Linked DNA regions of Homo sapiens: region 1 is linked to region 2. Evidence: chromatin contacts called from ENCODE Hi-C or POLR2A ChIA-PET data. All regions are on one chromosome and are shown on one strand. The core of a region is the stretch at or near the end of the contact, and the rest is flanking DNA. Distances in the headings are between cores, read along the strand shown.

Region 1 (3,038 bases), core at 26-2,525, 36 kb after region 2:
GGCAAAATTGTTTCCAGTTGAGAACTAGCACATTACCTCAATGATGTCACATTGGAGAGGCAGGACAAGCAATAGGTGGCCAGCATGATAGTGGCCTTGGTAAGACACATATGTTTGAGAGAGTAGAATATCAGTTCTGGACTTCCAGCTCAAGGAGGGTCTTCAGTGAGACATGGAGGATGTCCGCCAATTATGGCAGTGAGGAAGGGATGCCACTCTTGAAGGCTTTCACTTCAAGAAGAAACTTGCCATTCAGCTCCAGCTGCAACACTGTCAGGTCCCATCTGAGCTTCTGAGCTGAAGCCATGCTTTCTCCAGCCAGTCCCCAGCCTAAAGCGGAGCACAGCAGAGCTCCTAGTGTCTGTCCAATGCAGGACTTGGCTATTAATCTGTCTTTGCCCCAGAATTCCCTATTGAGTTGGCCTGGGCTTTGCCAGGCTCTTCCTGCCCAACTCAGCTCCTCCCCACTTTTCTCTTGCAAGTGTCCAGTCTAAATGACAGTCTGAAGGCTTTCCCTGCCCAATTTGGCTTCTTCCCTCTTTTGTCTTTCATGAGCTTTCCCCATAAACCTCTTGTGCTCCTAACTCTTTCTCGGCATGTATTTCTCAGAGAAACTGACACAGCAGTATTGTTGCCCCGTTCAGACTTGGACCTGAAGGAAAACAGCAAGGTATGTTAGAGCCAACCTGTGAGAGGATGCCACATTGCTTAGCCCACACATCACCCACCTTGTGCAGCTCCCAGTGTCACCTGCTCAGCCATAGGTAGCACACTGGGATTTGTTTCTGCCTTCAGGCAGAAGGGAAGCTCAGGGAAGAAGCACAAAATGCCTTTCAGACCTTATTCCTCCCATGTTTCTGGTTCTAATACTGGTTACATTTATTTGTCCTTGCTATACTTAGATGTCCAGAGTGAAAGATAACTGAGCTGTCAGGGACCTGCCACACAAATGGCTGTCACCCAGTCTAAATGAAGGTCCTCAGGCACCAAAGATACAAAAACCTCGCCTGAGTCAAGGTATCTAAACATCTCAATTGTCTCTTCATGAAGGTATGCTGCTTCCCTAAATCACAAAAATAGAAATCAGAAAGAGAATGTGAATTCATAATGATTCATCTTTATTATTTGATTCAACTAAATATATTTACACACTTTTTTTTACTTTCCAATTTTTATTTCAGGTTCAAGGGGTACATGCACAGGTTTGTTACATGAGTAAGTTGTGTGTCACAGGGGTGTGGTGTACAGGTAATTTTGTCACCCAGGAAACCAGCATAACACGCAATAGGCAGCTTTTCAATCTTCACCCTCCTGCCACCCTCCACCCTCAAGTATACCCTGGTGTCTATTGTTCCCTTCTTTGTGTCTACGGCACACACATTTTCTAGAAGTTATTGTGTTAAGGGTTATATGGAATCCAAAAGTATTAATGGCAACAGTCCATGTCCTTTTAAATGGATTAATGTTGACGGTAACCTGATATTGTCTAGGGGAAAAAAACAGATGACAAAGATTATGCTCTCAAAGCATGTACAAAGTGCTCAACATTTTACCCTGTATCTATCTTATCCTGTATCTACCCAGAAGAAGGTTCCAGATTTCTCTCTCACATATCACCCACCTCTCAAAATAATCTGCTCAGCTATGGAAAGAACACCACTGTCTTGAAACCAAGAAGCAAATTCGAGTGTAGAAGCCACATCCCAGTGCAGGTGGGACAGAAAGATAGAACAAAACTGGGATGTTGACGCCCACCAGCCCCAGCCTGCTTATTCCTCGGCTTCCTGACAGGAGATACAGGAAGCCCCTGATGTTTTTAAACCATTATTATTGGAGTTCTCTGAGTTTTAACCTGTTTCCTAACCTCAAGGGAAAGAGAAGGAGAAAGAGAAACGCAATGGAGATTCTAATAACCTTCTCTAGAGGAAATCTAGAACAACACTTAGAATTACAGAACTTTGCAAGATTCTCTGATTTTGGCAATCTTACTATGCTTCTAATTTCTGTTCTAGTCTATGTCACTGTGATAATTAGCAATAAAATCATTCAGAACCTCCAAGACTCATGTCTGTTTCCTCAGGGACAGCCAGCAATGGAAGACTATGTCCCACTTCACATCTAGGCGTGGAACGTGAAGAGCCGTAAGGAATGGCTAACGTGTGAAGAAAAGAACACTCTAGCCCTAAGTCGCATCCCAAAGGAGACAGGAGAGCTCAGGGAGCCAACGGCCCTGGACAACAGGGAGGCCCTCTGGAGTCTGCTTCCTGCTTCCGCCATGCCCAGGAGTGTGCTGAACGCTGCCCTGGTCTCATGTATCTGGATCCCCTGGGTTGTTGTACGACTATCTATATTCTCATCCCAGGTGGCCTCAGCCTTGATCACAGTGTCTATCCTGATTCCAACCTACCTACACAAGTGAGGTGATTCTTGTGACTTGATTCTACCACTTATTATCAGCCTAATGTCTGAAATCTTTTTCCAGATTTCCCCACCTTGTATCTTCTTTCTCCTTTATAATACCCTACTATTCGCCCCCACCTGCAATTTATTTATCTACAAATAGCTGATACATCACAAGGCGGGATGCATTTGCCTCTCAGGCCCTCAAAGCCATGAACCCGCTTCCCTTCCCACAGGTTGTACCATGCCCCGCCCCTCCCCCCAACCTGAGGGTGTCTCTAATTGAAGAGACCCCAGGCACTTCGGCTACCTATTGTAAAATACCTATTAAATTTTTAAGGAGTTTTTCGGCTTGGGACATTTCCTGGACATTTTTAATTAGTTTGCTGACGTTCTCCTGTGTATGGGGATACCCGGACCACCCACTTTCTTTTCTCAGATCATTGACCTTTGTTAAAAGAGCTTTCACCTGGGTTTCCTGGGCCTGGCCTGTTTCTTTGTTGTTAAAAGCACAAACTCGCCGCCCACACTTTTTAAAAATGCGCCGAAGGGCTTTGTTATCTGAGTTCTTCATGAAGTCTTCCAAATTCCCCGCCCCTAGGTCTTCCTTCCGGGTGAACAGCATAATCGCGTATTTC
Region 2 (3,476 bases), core at 264-2,763:
TAGGAGCAGATATTTGAACAAGACTGGCATAAATTGATAACTGTGAGATTTTAATATAGGTACATGGAAGTTCCTTATATTGTTTTTACCTTTGAATAAGTATAAATTTTTCACAAATAAAAAAATTAACCCATGTATAGTGTAACCACTATCGAGCAGAGACTGCATATCAGAACACCCTGATAAAACATGTTTTGTATATCTCGTTTATTCTTCAAAAATACTCTACAGTGAAACTAATTTTATTATTCTAATTTTTTAAATGAGGAAGCTGGTGTGGCTCAAAAATTCTGGGAAACATGCCCCTGGTCACTGTGCTAAGAGGTATTGGGCAGAGAAGACATTCGATTCAAAGTCTGTCTGAATCTACCATGCTCACTCTTAACCGTGCACTCTACTGCCTGTTCTTGGCTACTCTCAGGCCATGATTCTAAATTTTCATTGACATGGCACAGAGATAGACCAGTGGAGGGCAAAGGAGATGATCCACGCTTTCTGCAAAAAGGTGAGCTGGGAGCCAGCCTGTTATAAGGGAACCGTGAGGAGGGCTCCGCATTTCTCGTGGACTTTTCCATCTCTCTCATATTGAGAAGCCAAACGTGAGAGAGATGGTCAGAAATATCACTTTAAAACTTTCTCAAGTTTTAAAACTTTCTCAAGTGGTTCCTGGAAGATCCAGAGGACCTCCAGCTAAGAGAAAGGCTGAGAAATGACAAAAGCATTTACAACAGAGGTGAACAGTTCTAAACTGTGGCCAGACCCACCGGTTCTAGAAAATTTCGTAGCTCCTTGAGATCCAGTTCCCTCTGCTATAAAAAAGGAAAATAAAACCAATCTTGCAGGGTTGTCCTTAGGCTTTCATAGAGTGATTTCTATAAAGGTCTTTTATGGCAACTCTTTTTGTACTGAATGGCGCAGCAGCCCCACATGTTACACTGTTAGGGACACAGCTTGTCTCTGCTTAATGCTGGAAAAAGTCAGCAGACTGAATTCTAGTGTTCCTCCGCCATGAGTGATCTGGGTACCCCTTGGAGAATCATCAAAATCTCTGGGATTGGGATTCTGATTCTTTTTCTGTAAGAAGAGGGACTTAGACAGGTGGACTCTAAATTGCCTGTCACCTTTACAAATCTGTCTTAGGAGCCCTTAATTTCTTATGAAGGTTATCAGGCAACACTCTGTGTCTATCACAACAGCCAGTGAGTGGAGGGTGCACTATGCAGCCATGTGTGTCCTGTTACATATGAGATGCATGGGCTCCATGCAAACAAATCTCCTCACTCCCCTTCTACTCACCCCTCCCACAGCACCTTCTATGCAGTGCTGCTTAGCACAGTGCCTTGTCCCTCCTAAGGGCAGAGTCCACTCCAGCCACACACCCTGTCCCCACTGCCCTTCGCAGCCCAATAGCACCAGACCCTCTTCTCAGCCAGGCTCACCTTCTCTTGAACAAGTTGAATTTTCAGGTTTTCTCCAAGGAGGCTGCTTGAGCTGTTGCTTTTGCTTTTACTGTGAGTTAAAAGTGTCTGTACCGCCACCAAAACCTCTCAGTCAGGAAGCTCAGGCTGGGTGGAGCCACACACACAAAAATGTTTGTCTTTAAAGAAACAGAAATACGGCTCCATAATCTGGTGATTGCTTCAGTTTTGCCCGGTTGAAACGTTTTGCCCATGGGCCTGCTATAAACACCATTTCCAAAGCTACATTTTTCGCTTCAGGTTATAGTGATGGATGCAAAAGAGCCTTATTAAATGACCCAAATATTGCCTAGAAAACAAGGCACAGGACCTGATTGTCTTCCCAGGGTGGAGTGGGAGGCTGAGGGGTGATTTGGGGAAGAAGAGAGACAGGCATATACCTTGCCATTTCCAAGCGTAGAGCTGGGGGTTCTTAGTGATTGTATAATATGGGTTTTTTATTATAGTCTTTCAGGAAGGCCTCAAGTTACTCATTCAAAAGTTAACAGCACTGAGGCTCAAAGGCAGAGTCTAAATCATTAGGAACCAAGGGAAAAAAAGGAAGGTGACGCCTGGAAAAATAATCTGCCCATGAACACATAGTTTCTCTAGTTGCTTTTCGTATAATTCTTCCAAGTTTGAAAATATGCATGACCTAACAAGTAAAGATGCACCCAAGGAATAGATCCTACATCCCTTCCCCACCTTCCTCTCTACCCCACATCTTCCTACCCCAGTCTCAGGCAGAGACAGATTTTCCAGAATTTACCCAGTGGATGGTTCCAATCTGCTCTGGAGGTTTCTTGAGGTGAGAGGCAGGTTCCCAAAGCTCTCACGGTTGACCAGATATTCCAGTTGGCTACGTAAGAATACTATGTTTAGAGTTCCAAGCCCACAGCCCCTGTCGCGGCCTTGCCACCCTCCAGCGCCCCACGCCAGGAGTGGGCCTAGAGCGCTCGCCTTGCCCCTCTGTGATCCGGGCTCCGGCACCCGCCCAGGTCCGCACCACTGGCAGCCTGTAGGGAGTCGCTGGCCGTCGTCGCCGCTAAGTAGGATATATCTGCATCTTCAAAGGAAGATAAAACAAAAGCCTTCTTTGGAATATTTGGATTTTTGTCACTTTCTGTGAGCTTTAGTTCAAGAACACAAGTTGAATCACTCAAACATGAAAAACAAGTCTGAAACCAGTATCCATCAATACTTGGTCGAAGAGCCAACCCTTTCCTGGTCGCCTCCATCCACTAGAGCCAGTGAAGTAGTATGTTCCGCCAACGTTTCTCACTACGAGCTCCAAGTAGAAATAGGAAGAGGATTTGACAAGTTGACTTCTGTCCATCTAGCACGGCATACTCCTACGGGAACGCTGGTAACTACAAAAATTACAAATCTGGAAAACGGCAATAAAGAACGCCTGAAAGTTTTACAGAAAGCCATGATTCTATCCCACTTTTTCCGGCATCCCAATATTACAACTTATTGGACAGTTTTCACTGTTGGCAGCTGGCTTTGGGTTATTTCTCCATTTATGGCCTATGGTTCAGCAAGACAACTCTTGAGGACCTATTTTCCTGAAGGAATGAGTAAAACTTTAATAAGAAACATTCTCTTTGGAGCAGTGAGAGGATTGAACTATCTCTACCAATATGGCTGTATTCACAGGAGAATTAAAGCCAGCCATATCCTCATTTCTGGTGATGGCCTAGTGACCCTCTCTGGCCTGTCCCATCTGCATAGTTTGGTTAAGCATGGACAGAGGCATAGGGCTGTGTATGATTTCCCACAGTTCAGCACATTAGTGCAGCCATGGCTGAGTCCAGAACTACTGAGACAGGATTTACATGGGTATAATGTGAAGTCAGATATTTACAGTGTTGGGATTACAACATGTGAATTAGCCAGTGGGCAGGTGCCTTTCCAGGACGTGCATAGAACTCAGATGCTGTTAACAGAAACTGAAAGGTCCCCCTTATAGCCCATTGGATATCAGTATTTTCCCTCAATCAGAATCCAAAATGAAAA

The links. A loop is a pair of places that touch in the nucleus more often than their neighbours do. ChIA-PET counts read pairs that join two places held with the same protein, here RNA polymerase II (POLR2A). Pooled maps may share reads with other maps.
Region 1: a map of CD4-positive, alpha-beta T cell shows a loop between it and region 2 (4-fold over the local background). The contact joins the enhancer-like site here to the promoter of GIMAP7 in region 2. A Hi-C loop is called at or near these places in 18 of 168 maps with a recorded cell type or tissue (CD4-positive, alpha-beta T cell, CD4-positive, alpha-beta memory T cell, CD8-positive, alpha-beta T cell and 7 more) and 17 of 50 pooled maps. POLR2A ChIA-PET finds 5 or more read pairs at or near these places in 21 of 52 experiments (CD4-positive, alpha-beta T cell, CD4-positive, alpha-beta memory T cell, CD8-positive, alpha-beta T cell and 12 more).

Annotation. Positions count from the first base shown.
Region 1 is chr7:150,477,453-150,480,490 of GRCh38, reverse strand. GIMAP8 (GTPase, IMAP family member 8) reads right to left here. Exons shown (of 5, transcript NM_175571.4): 5 at 1,098-3,038. The coding sequence ends at 2,711. Among named protein-coding and RNA genes, the nearest start is that of GIMAP8, 28 kb to the right of the region's middle. RefSeq lists a silencer at 712-946 and an enhancer at 2,397-3,038. Within about 2 kb of position 1,275, at least 5 of the 41 ENCODE cell types and tissues checked have a DNase peak (open chromatin) inside an H3K27ac peak, as active enhancers do; they include CD4-positive, alpha-beta T cell, CD8-positive, alpha-beta T cell and natural killer cell, where a contact is called at or near this core.
Region 2 is chr7:150,512,909-150,516,384 of GRCh38, reverse strand. It overlaps GIMAP7 (GTPase, IMAP family member 7), which reads right to left and starts at 1,513. Exons shown (of 2, transcript NM_153236.4): 1 at 1,440-1,513. It also overlaps the pseudogene STRADBP1. RefSeq lists enhancers at 1,362-1,621, 1,632-1,791.